Regions from separate parts of the Homo sapiens genome. Here region 1 is linked to region 2. A link is a loop called in an ENCODE intact Hi-C map of the cell type or tissue named here. Cell type or tissue: mammary epithelial cell. All regions are shown on one strand. Each heading gives the region's core, and the rest is flanking DNA. Links, peaks and the distances in the headings are about the cores only. Region 1 holds the start of TBX10 (T-box transcription factor 10). Region 2 has its middle 92 kb from the start of LINC02754.

Evidence for each region. A loop is a pair of places that touch in the nucleus more often than their neighbours do. Peaks named below come from ENCODE experiments on the same cell type or tissue, not always from the same donor. Only the 100,000 strongest peaks of a DNase experiment are listed, where the experiment ranks them.
Region 1: a loop joins it to region 2, with 3 times the contacts of the local background. A loop is called at or near these places in 32 of 110 quality-filtered maps.

Annotation. Positions count from the first base shown.
Region 1 is chr11:67,637,269-67,642,640 of GRCh38, reverse strand. TBX10 (T-box transcription factor 10) reads left to right here and starts at 2,878. Exons shown (of 8, transcript NM_005995.5): 1 at 2,878-3,175. The coding sequence starts at 3,169. It overlaps ACY3 (aminoacylase 3), which reads left to right. Exons shown (of 8, transcript NM_080658.2): 8 at 1-86. In mammary epithelial cell, for the core only: a CTCF peak has its summit at 2,487 (motif pointing left); no DNase peak of the experiment used is centred there.
Region 2 is chr11:67,789,829-67,795,200 of GRCh38, reverse strand. It overlaps the pseudogene ALG1L8P and the pseudogene FAM86C2P. Among named protein-coding and RNA genes, the nearest start is that of LINC02754, 92 kb to the left of the region's middle. RefSeq lists enhancers at 1,153-1,964, 2,778-3,590. In mammary epithelial cell, for the core only: a CTCF peak has its summit at 2,747 (motif pointing right); no DNase peak of the experiment used is centred there.

The sequences.
Region 1 (5,372 bases), core at 288-5,287, 150 kb after region 2:
GCCACCTACCATGCACCATGTTCCTTGCCAGGCCTCCCCAACCCCTGGCCTCAATTTCCCTTTCTATAAAATGGAAGATGTCCAGAGGTCCATGGTTTGTGTCCTCTGTCCTGCACGGCTCCTCTCTGGCTGGGGAAGTGGATGGAGGAAGGGAGGTTGACCACAGGATCTGGGGGAGGTCTGGCCAGTGCAGCCTTGGACCTGCAAGTGTCTTGGGGCCAGTGGTGGCTGCCTCTGTGCCCACAGCTGTCCATCCATGCCTGGGGGAGGATTCCAGAGTGTGGGAGGAGAACCTGAAGAAGGATTGCTCTGGATCCAGCGGAGGGGCTTCCAGAGGAGGCTACAACCCAGAGGGGGACCCCCCAACCCTCCTATAGTCCTGGGGCCAGACAGTGAGTGTGGGGAGCGCAGAGACAGGCCCATGTCTGTGCACACATGTGTGTTTGTCCGTGCATGGCGCCTGCCCTGGATGCTCTTTGGCGTGCGTGTCTGTGCGTTTCCCACACACACGTGTTTCCAAGAGCCTCAGTTCCTTGGGCGTTCTAAGGGGATCTCTATGTGGCCAGATGTGCATTTTTAAGTGTGTAATGAGCCCGGTGCCCATAGTGGCTCAAGCAGGGAGTCAGGGCTGGGGGAAGGGCCACAGCAGGACAAGGCTGTCCCCATGCAGGACAGCCTGTCCAACTGCAGAGATGCAGGGAGGAGGTGGCTTGGGTTGGGGCACAGGGACTTCCCAGCTCTAATTGGGAAGCCACCATTTCCGCCATCCCCAGGACACCGCGCACTGATGTCAGGCGAGCCGGCATGAGGCCCACTGCTGAGGGCCCCTCTGTCCTGATGCTGGCACCCTTCAGGGTGTCATGGCAGGACAAATAGGCAGGGCTATATGCGACCTGGCTGCAGCCTCACTGCCCGCACCTGCCTGAGCCTAATGGACTCTTGTTGGACATCTGGGGCTGCTGGAGTCCAGAGTCCCCTCGCAGTGCCACTCCCCCAGCCCTCTACACCCCCACCCTGCCCATCCATTTCCCTGCGGCCACGGCTGCCACGCCACCTCCTGGTATTGAGCAGTGATATGAGAAGGTGTGAAGGATACGGGGGCACCAGGGACAGGCTGGCAGGCAAGATGGATGAGGGGGCAGGGGGCCAGCAGGCGCCTCGGGCAGGCAGGGCGGGCGGGCCAGCCGGGGAGGGGTGTGCAGGGAGGCCTGCCTGTGTCTGTGCGCGTGCTGTGTGGTAAGTCCATGTGCACAGAAGCTGTACGTGTGTGCGCCATGTGGCGAGTCAGCAGGCTCTGAGTTCATCCGTGTGTCTGCGTGCATGTGGGTTAGCATGTCAGTGTGCTCGTGTGTGTGTGTGGGAGGGGGGTTGTTTCCCATCACACAGATCAAAATCGCACACACACACGTATCAGGGGCCACTACAATCCCAGCCTGGCCCTCCCCTGGGTGTCTCGGTGAAGGGGAGCCACCAGTACTGGAATGGATCCCCCAACTCCCTCCATCATCTCCCCACTTCCCACCCACCATGCCATGGCCAGGGCAGATGACTACACCTTGTTGTATAGCCTCAAGGGGCTGCTGGGACCCTCCAACTCACACAGAGCACTCCCATCTTGCCTGGCAGCAACTCCAAAGTGCTGGCAGCCTTTTCTCACACAGCCGGGCATGGGGTTGGGCCAGGGGCCGGCCCTCCTCCTTTTACATCCCCCAGAGCCAGCCCACCGTCTTTGTGTGGGGTCCCATCCAGCTCTGCAGGCTGAGATGTGAGACACAAGGGATTGAGCCACAGGCATCCCTGAGCTGCAGCTGCGCCCAGAACATAGCGCTCAGGGAGAAGCAGCCCTGCCGCCCCCCAGCCCCTCCATGCCCCCTCTTAGGAATCAAGGCCACTGCCAACCCAGCATCCCCAAGACAGGATTCTGGAGGAGGTATGGGGGGCTCCAGCCAGACGACCCACTCTGTGCCATTCAGCAAGAGTCAAAAGGCCAGCGAGCACTCTCAACCAAGGAACTGGCAGCCTCTCAGGGGGACCTCCAGGTTCTGCCTCCCTGCAGAGTGATCCATGTGTCCCCTGAATGCCCAGCACAGGCTGTAGACAACCTGGAGAGGGTGCCCGGTCAGGCCAGAGAGAACAGACAGACCCACAGGCAGAGCGGACGCCCACTTCTCACCTGGGCCAGCCTCACCGTTTCCACTCATGTCCAGATGGGGATTCCGTGGACACCATCAGCCAGGGCAGTGCCCCCAGTTCCAGGCGGGATGGGCTTACCGCTCTCCAGGCTGGGCTAGACCATCACAGGCGGAAGAGATTATGTGCTTAGGTTAACTGGGGAGGCTGAGGCACGGAGACTGTGGGACCTGCCAGCGTTGCGCAGCTCCCTGAGTTCATCCATGTGTCTGTGCGTGTGGGTTCACGTGCCACAGGACCTGGGCTTCCCGCCATCCAGTCTGGGGCTCTATGCTGACTGCACTCGTTGCTGCTGCCCCCTTGCGTTTCCTGCTCACACTGCTCCTGACAATTGCGCATCTGCCGGCCGGCTGGGGCCAGCCTCAGGTCAGGGGTCTGGGTCTTGGTGGGAGGGCACCTCCTCCGCCATTCAGCCCGCAATCTGCTGCTCCCACTGTGCCTCCCAACCCCCGGGGCCCCAGCCCCTCCAGTCAGCCAGGCCTGGACCCCTGCAGATGCCCAGCCGTCCTCAAGAACCACTCTCCCACCCCCTCACCCCTGCCACGCCTGGGCCCATCGATCAGGAATGGCTGGGGGGCTCTTAGCTGGGGAAGGGAGGAACTTGAAGAGGGAGGACAAGGAGGGAGGAAGGGGGGCTCTGCAACGTCAGAACCTTCCCACCTGCCCTCCTCCCGCACAGCCTTGGACAGCACAGCCCGAGAGTGGCTTGGAGAAGGGCCGCTGCACGCCCCAGAGCCTGCATCTCACCTTCGGAGACCAGGGGTCCAGCTCGAGTAGGAAGACCACGACCTCAGGACGTGGACGAAGGGCGATCGAGGAGGCAAGGACCGTCCTGCCGAGAGACTACAGCTTGTGTGAGCACCTGAGGGCTGAGCTGAGGTGCCGAGTGGACGAGTGGTGACCACCCCTTCCAGCAGGCAGGTTCCCAGCCCCAGCCAAGCAGTGTTTCTCCAGGAGCCGGACAGCCTCTCTGTCTCCATGGCAGGTAGGCTACGTTCTGAAGCAGAGGTGGCCTCATGGGTCAGGCTCAGGTTCCAGGGTGGGTGGGCAGGGTGGGAACCAAGACAGCCCCGCTGAACCCAGGTCCTTCACAAGAGGGTGGGGCAGGGGCACCCCAGGCTAAGGTCTGAGATCCCAACGGGACAGGGCTCACGGCTGCCCAAGTGCAATTATGGGAGATGCCAGGGACCAGGCTGTTCCGGGAGATGAGCGCCTCACTGGGCACGTGTGACCTCGGGCCTCTCCCTGAGCCCCAGCTCCTTGAGCATCAAAGTTGGGGCTGGACAAGAAGCCCTTAGCTTCCCTTCCAGACTTGACACTCGATGCTTCTGGCAAGCTGTCATCTCTGGGCCCTGAGGAATGCTGGCTTCTAGAGGGACTGAGCAAAGGACAGGCTCCCCCCACCAGAGTCCCTGAAAGTGTTGAGGGGCAGCACATTGGCTGCGACGGGCAGCGGGTGAGCCCCTAGAGGACTTGGGAGCCAGTGACCACCGGCAAAGCCTCCAGGCCCAGTGAAATCATGAGCCCCCCCACCTTGGGACCCATTGCCATGGACCCAGGGGGGCTGGCATCACCTGGATGACGTACCCGCCCCAGCAGGGCAGCCGGGCGACAACCAGCTACCCTTCTGATGGACTGGCCACAGGGGCAGGGGGACATCAGCCCATCTATCCATCCTGCCCAGGGTCCTCAAACCTGATGTGACCCATCCCTGTCACAAAGACGCCCCCTCCCCCGCGAGGCTGCAGAAATCCCAGGGCCTTTGCACGCAGCTCTCAGGGCTGCTGAGGACGTGGCCATGGCCCTGGGCTCCACATTCTCCCCAGGCACCTACTAAGAGCTCACCCTGGCCAGGTGCCGTCCACCTGGTACCTCAGCAGATGCTATGCCACCTGGGGGCCTCCGTCACCCGCCTGTCTGCCAGTTCATCCATCTCTCCAACACCCAGCACCCCCCTCTGCTCCAGGCATCCCATAGTCTTACAGTCGTGTAAATATCCCAAAGCCACTCGGGTGGGGACACAGCTGGGAATAAAACCTTGTCCCCTGACTCCCAGCCACTGTGGCTTCCATGGCCCTTCCAGCTTCTCAGCCCCTTATGGGGCTGCTATAAAATAATAGTTCTGTTTCTCAGGATTTTTTTCCATTTAAAACATTTTAATTGTAAAATATACATAACACAATTTACCATCTTAACCTTTTTATTTATTTATATTTATTTATTTATTTATTTATTTATTTTTTGAGACAGAGTCTCACTCTGTCACCCAGGCTGGAGTGCAGTGGTGTGAACATGTCTCACTGCAACCTCCACCCCCTTGGGTTCAAGCGACACTTGTGTCTCAGCCTCCCGAATAGCTGGGATTACAGGTGCCCGCCAGCACTTCTGGCTAATTTTTGTATTTTTAGTAGAGATAGGGTTTGCCGTGATGGCCAGGCTGGTCTCAAACTCCTGACCTCAAGTGACCTACCCGCCTCGGCCTCCCAAAGTGCTGGGATTACAGGCATGAGCCACCGCGCCCGGCCCACCTTAACCATTTTTAAATACACAGTTTTGTGTCATTAATTACATTCACATTGTAAAAAGTAAAGTAGAGGTTCCTCTTCATAGACTTTCCTGCCATCTAATTAGAATAAATAATAACTTCTCTTAGAAGCAAAATTTATTCAAAGACCTGTACTAACATTCTTAAATATCTGCTAACAATAATAAAAAAAAATCAATATATTTTATGTTCTTAGCTCCCACAATTTAGCCTAAATATTTGCCCTAGCATGCTTATATTGGTCCAAGCAAACATTAGGTCATAGCCTGTTCCTCTTCCTTATTTGAAGGTGTTTTTACCTTTCTCAGCATTCTATAAGTTACTTCCTCCTTCCTTTGTTCTCCTCTGCCTTTGCCAGTTTTAAAAGTTCTAAGTTACTAGCCAATCAGGACAAATACAGAATGTGAGGTCCCGTTCCGGCCAATGGGAACCAGACACAGCAGTAGGGTGGACACGTCAGGTTATAAATGACCCTGTCTCCTTTGTTCGGTGTACTCTCATGGCAAAGCTGCTGGCGAGTGTACCCTTTCTGCAAAAAGTAAAAAAAAATGGCCTTGCTGAGGAAATTAAATTTATGTTCAAGTGCTATTTCTTTACGGCACCGGAAAACAAGCATTTCTAACAACACTGTTGTGCA
Region 2 (5,372 bases), core at 54-5,053:
CATGTTGGCCAGGCTGGTCTTGAACTCCTGACCTCAAGCGATCTGCTGCCTCAGGCTCCCAAAGTGTTAGGATTACAGGCGTGAGCTACTGCACCCAGCCCCATTTTTGTTTAAAAAATAATAATAATCACCCACACATAGTTATGAGTACCTATATTCCCAACTACTCAGGAGGCTGAGGTGGGAGGATGGCTTAAGCCCAGGAGTTTGTGGCCCCCTTGAGCAACATAGCAAGACTTCATCTCAAAAACAAATTATCACAATAATCATTTTCACATAAGTATACCTATAGGGGATAACCTAGAATATATATATAGCAGGCTCGTCCAAGCTGCGGCCCAACACAAATCTGTAAACTTTCTTAAAAACAGTACGAGGTTTTTTTGTGATTTTTTTTTCTTTTAGCTCATCAGCTATTGCTAGCATTAGTGTATTTTATGTGTGGCCCAAGGAGATTCTTCTCCTTCCAATGTGGTGCAGGGAGGCCAAAAGATTGGACATCCCTGATATACACGTTAACAGGTGCCATCCTTGGATGGCAGGATTATAGAGACTTCTACACGTTCATGTCTGTACTACTTCATTTTTATAAATATGCATTTTCCACTCGTAACAAAAAGCTGTGATTGAAAATCATCCCGGGTCACAGTGTTTCACACCTGTAATCCAACACTGTAAGAGTCTGAGGCTTTGGGAGGCTGAGGTGAGCGGATCACTTGAGGTCAAGAGTTCAAGACCAGCCTGGCCAACACGGTGAAACCCCATCTCTACTAGAAACACAAAAATTAGCCAGGAGTGGCGGTGCACGCCTATAATCCCAGCTGCTCGGGAGACTGAGGCAGGAGAATCATTTGAACCTGGGATGCATTGCAGTGAGCTGAGATTGCACCACTGCACTCCAGCCTTGGGAACAGAGTAAATCTCTGTTTAAAAAAAAATAATAAATGAGGCTGAGGCAGGACCATCACTTGAGGCCATGCATTCAGGACCCCATCTCTACAAAATAAAAAAATTACTAGCATGGTGGCACGCACCTGTCATCCCAGCTACTCAGGAAGTGGGAGGATTGCTAGAGCCCAGGAGTCGAGGCTGTAGTGAGCAATGACTGTGCCACTGCACTCCAGCCTGGGTGACAGAACAAGATCGTATCTCAAAAAAAAAAAAAAAAAGAATCATTCTGGCTAACGGCTCTTCAGACATCTGTGCTTATGAGAACACCAGCCCCTTCTAAGCTGTGTGTGTGCGTGTGTGTGTGTGTGTAATTTTTTTTTTTTTTTTTTTTTTGAGATGGAGTCTCACTCTGTCACTCAGGCTCAAGTGCAGTGGCACAATCTCGGCTCACTGCAACCTCCGCCTCCTGGGTTCAAGCAATTCTCCCGCCTCAGCCTCCCAAGTAGCTGGGATTACAGGCACCCACCATCGTGCCTGCCTAATTTTTGTATTTTTGTAGAGATGAGGTTTTACCATGTTGGCCAGGCTGGTTTCGAACTCCTGATCTCAAGTGATCCACCCGCCTTGGCCTCCCAAAGTGTTGGGATTACAGGCGTGAGCCACTGTGCCTGGACGCTTTCTAAGCTTTGTGAATAGTGGGTTGACTGAGCAGCCAGGTAGATGTGGGTTCAGATCTCTGCATCTGTCCCGCTGTGCCAAGTGCTGGGGCAGATGCGGGCAGAGAGTGGACAGCGGCACGGTGCCTGCTGCTAGCCATTTCTATGCAAAACCAGATTTCTTGTCCCATCCTGGAGGCCAATTCTAGGCACCTGGGTGGGCCTGGGAACCTGTGAACCAAGTAAACTGACTTGGACACACCCCCCACCCCGCCAGGCCTGTCCTAGCAGCCCCACACAATACGCTCATGTCCTGTCCCCAAACACTGCCATCCTGAAACACATGTCCTCTGTTTCCAGGCCGGGCTGGGATCAGATGGGAAGTGGAACCTCGTCATGACCAGAAACTGTTTCCCTACGAAGAGCACTTGGAGATGGCAATGCTGAACCTCACACTGTAGGACTCACATACGACTCCAACGGGATTGTGAGAATCAAGTCACTCTAGTGGGAAGAGTTTTTATATGGGAAAGCGGATAAAACTTTCATTGGACTGGAATGTTTGGAGAATGTTAATTTCCAAATCAGGAACCACAAACTGCCCTCTAATAAGACATCAGCTATCTAAGCATGTGGGTGCTCCCTTTCTGCCAGCAGTTCTGGTTCTTAAGAAAATCGCCATCAATCAGACATGAAATCTCTGGCTCCAAAAATAGCATTTTCTTTGTGCAAATAAAAACGTGTGTATCAAGTATGATGTTCCCCCAATGTGGACACACTCGGTTCCCCACAAAGCCAAGCCCGCTGCAGCTGCCACATCCCTGGACACATTCGGTTCCTCACAAAGCCAAGCCCGCTGCAGCTGCCACATCCGTGGACACACTCGGTTCTTCACAAAGCCAAGCCCACTGCAGCTGCCACATCCCTGGGCTTACAGTGCAGCAGGTGCTTTTTTCAAGACAGGAATCAAAATGTTAGGAACACGGCGGAAAGATGACACCTGGAGAGCAAACGCAGGATGAGGAGTACTGCAGAGGTCACACGGAAGTCGCAGAACAGTAATCCGCTAGCAGGGGCATGGGGCGTGAAGAACAGAAGAAGATAGGAAGTGTTTCCGAGCCTCCAGAAAAGAAATCAGAGCCAAGCACAGCTTCCCGGGTCACAGAACCAATTCATTTACCAGGCGGCACCACTGCCGTCATTTCACCTTCTGGCCACTGGGAGGCGCTGCTCGAAAGGGTTTGCCCTGAGACTCCGAGAAGAAGCTGCGGGAAGGACAGCAGGGGTCCCGGGGTTTTAGCCTCTGGCCCAGGAGTTATGTGTCCATAACCAAATGGAGCACACTCTGCACCCAGCTCTCATCCCATCGGAGCTGCTGCGATTCCCGCAGGTTCTTCCAGAACTGGTTTAGCTTGCCCGCAGGATCAGGAAAGTTTGAGAAAAGCATCTGCAAAAAAATAAAGAGCAGAGCTTAACTCATTTCCTGTCCCCACCCCATCCCAGGTCACCACCTGGCTGACCCCAGGTCCCCGACCCAACAACAAACCCTCCCAAGTTCCTAACTCCCTCACTTGGACTCGAGACTCTTCACGCCCCAGCAGCGCTCCGCCTCCAACTTGACATCACGCTTTCTGTCCCACTTTCCCACACTTCGTGCCCTGGAGCACCTCCCGGCCTCTACACGCTGTATGTTCCCCTGCGAGCACCCTCCTCTTGGCCTCTGGCCAAGTCCCACCCATCTGTGGGTAACAAGGGGGTGTTGGTGTTCTTTTCAGCCTTGCTAAACTGTCTGAATCAAGGATCACAAACTACAGCCTGCAGGCCAAATCCAGCCCACAGCCTGTGTTTGTAAATAAAGTTTTATTGGAACAAAGCCACACCCCTTAATCGAAGATGATCTGTGGCTACTTTCACACCACAACAGAGTACCATGGTTCTGACAGAGACTAGGAGACACAGTCTAAATGACTTCTGACCTGGACCTTTACTGAAAATCCTGCCAATCATTCTGTTGGCAAGAATGATGTATTACTTTTAGCAATAAGAAACAAGTAACCTTTGCAGAATTCCACCCATCTTTCAAGGCTGGTCCCAGAAGTTCCCTTTGCCCATGCACCTACCTGATCCTGATCACTTCCGAAACTGCAGCCCGGCCCACCCGGCTCCAGCATCATTTGTGGAGTGTCAGCTCCATAAATCCAGAGGGCAGGTGGGGGTGTGTCCTAACTTTCCCGAGCCTACTGTACCGAAACGGGACAGCAGAGTAGGCCAGCCTCTGTGACTTCTGCTCTCTCCCTAGCTTTTCCGCCAGACCCCACATGGTCCCACCCTGGCTGTGGGAAGCAGGGATCAGGGAGCATGGCTCAGTGCCAGTCTCCAGAACCCTCTCCACCCTCGCGTGGTGGCAGATGTGGCTACCTGCAGCTGAGCTGCCAGTTCCTCTGAGTCCTCAAAGACCAGGCCATTTTCTTCATGTTTCACCAGCTCATGTAAACTGCAGAGAGAACCAAGGGAGCCTGAGAGCTGCCTGGAGAAGACACCAGACCCCTGGGGTGCCCACCTGGGCTTCAGCCTCCCACCCCATGCTCAAGCCAGGCTGAGAGTTGGAACAGGGGGTGTGTTTTCCGGGGGGTGGTTCTTAGATTTGGCATCTGAAGGGTATAAAGGGGGGTACACATCTAAATGGCCAAACCGATTTGAAGAGGGAGCCTTAAGGGGGGTTTGTACCTTCTGTGCTGGATGCTCTTCAAGGACTGAAGAATTATTTTTGCATGTTTTTCTTAACTCCATGGCCATGGAACAAGTAAAGGGAACACCCGGGGGACTGGCTCAGCACATAAAAGATGACTTTTCTAGGGCACCAGGTTTGATCCCGACATTCCCTGAGCTCAGCTCACAGGAGGGGCTCACATCCCTGGATCCCATCCAGGAGCCGGCTCCTGAGCAGGGGCCAAGGGCTCAGCTTGTGCTGGGGCTACTGCTTCTAGAATCTCCTCTAACGCCGCCCTTCCAAACACACGTCTGTGCTGGGTAGAGTGGGGCCACAGCATGACACTCATTTAACTGATTCAAACCCACCACGTGAGCTTGGCCAAAAGGGACATGGTGGGAGAGAAAGAAACAAAGAAAACCATGTAAGCCTGCAGGCAATTCCCGCCAATTCTACTCTAGGAGCAAAAGCCCCGAGTGGAGTTCTAGTATTTAACATGCTTTTTTTCCATATTAGGTTGGTGCAAAAGTAATTGCCATCTTTAATGGCAAAAACGGTGATTACTTTTGTACCAACCTAAATATAACATGAGCTCTAAATGGAAGCAACTACTTCAGTGAGGCTCAGCCCAGCCACAGTAACCGCAGGGCTCCTCCTCATGGCCTCCAGTGTGTGCTGGACTGACCGAGGGGCAGGGCCTCACTGTGGGCAGCTCACTCTACACTGCTTCCCCCTCAGCGGTGGATCTGTGAAGCTATCCCCAGAAAGATTCGGGTTCTGCTCCTACCACTTGAAGTTCACAGCACACGCAGGCAAACAGCACCCGAACATGTCCACCACCTTCATGGGCAGGTCCAGGCCACTGGAGGATGTGTGCAGACAGACACCCAGGTCCACCGACCCTGCTAGGCAAGAGGGGTGGGTCAGAGCACTGGTCTCTGCCCTGGGAACACAAATCCTCCCAGCACAGTGAGACAACATCCCCCGAGGGGAGTGAAAATCGGATAAGGCCCCCGACAGCCCCAAGCACAAGTGGCTTAAGCCGGCCAAGCAGCCACACGGCCTGGCTGGGACATCTGAAAATGTAAGTTGACACTTTTTCTACTAAATCACAA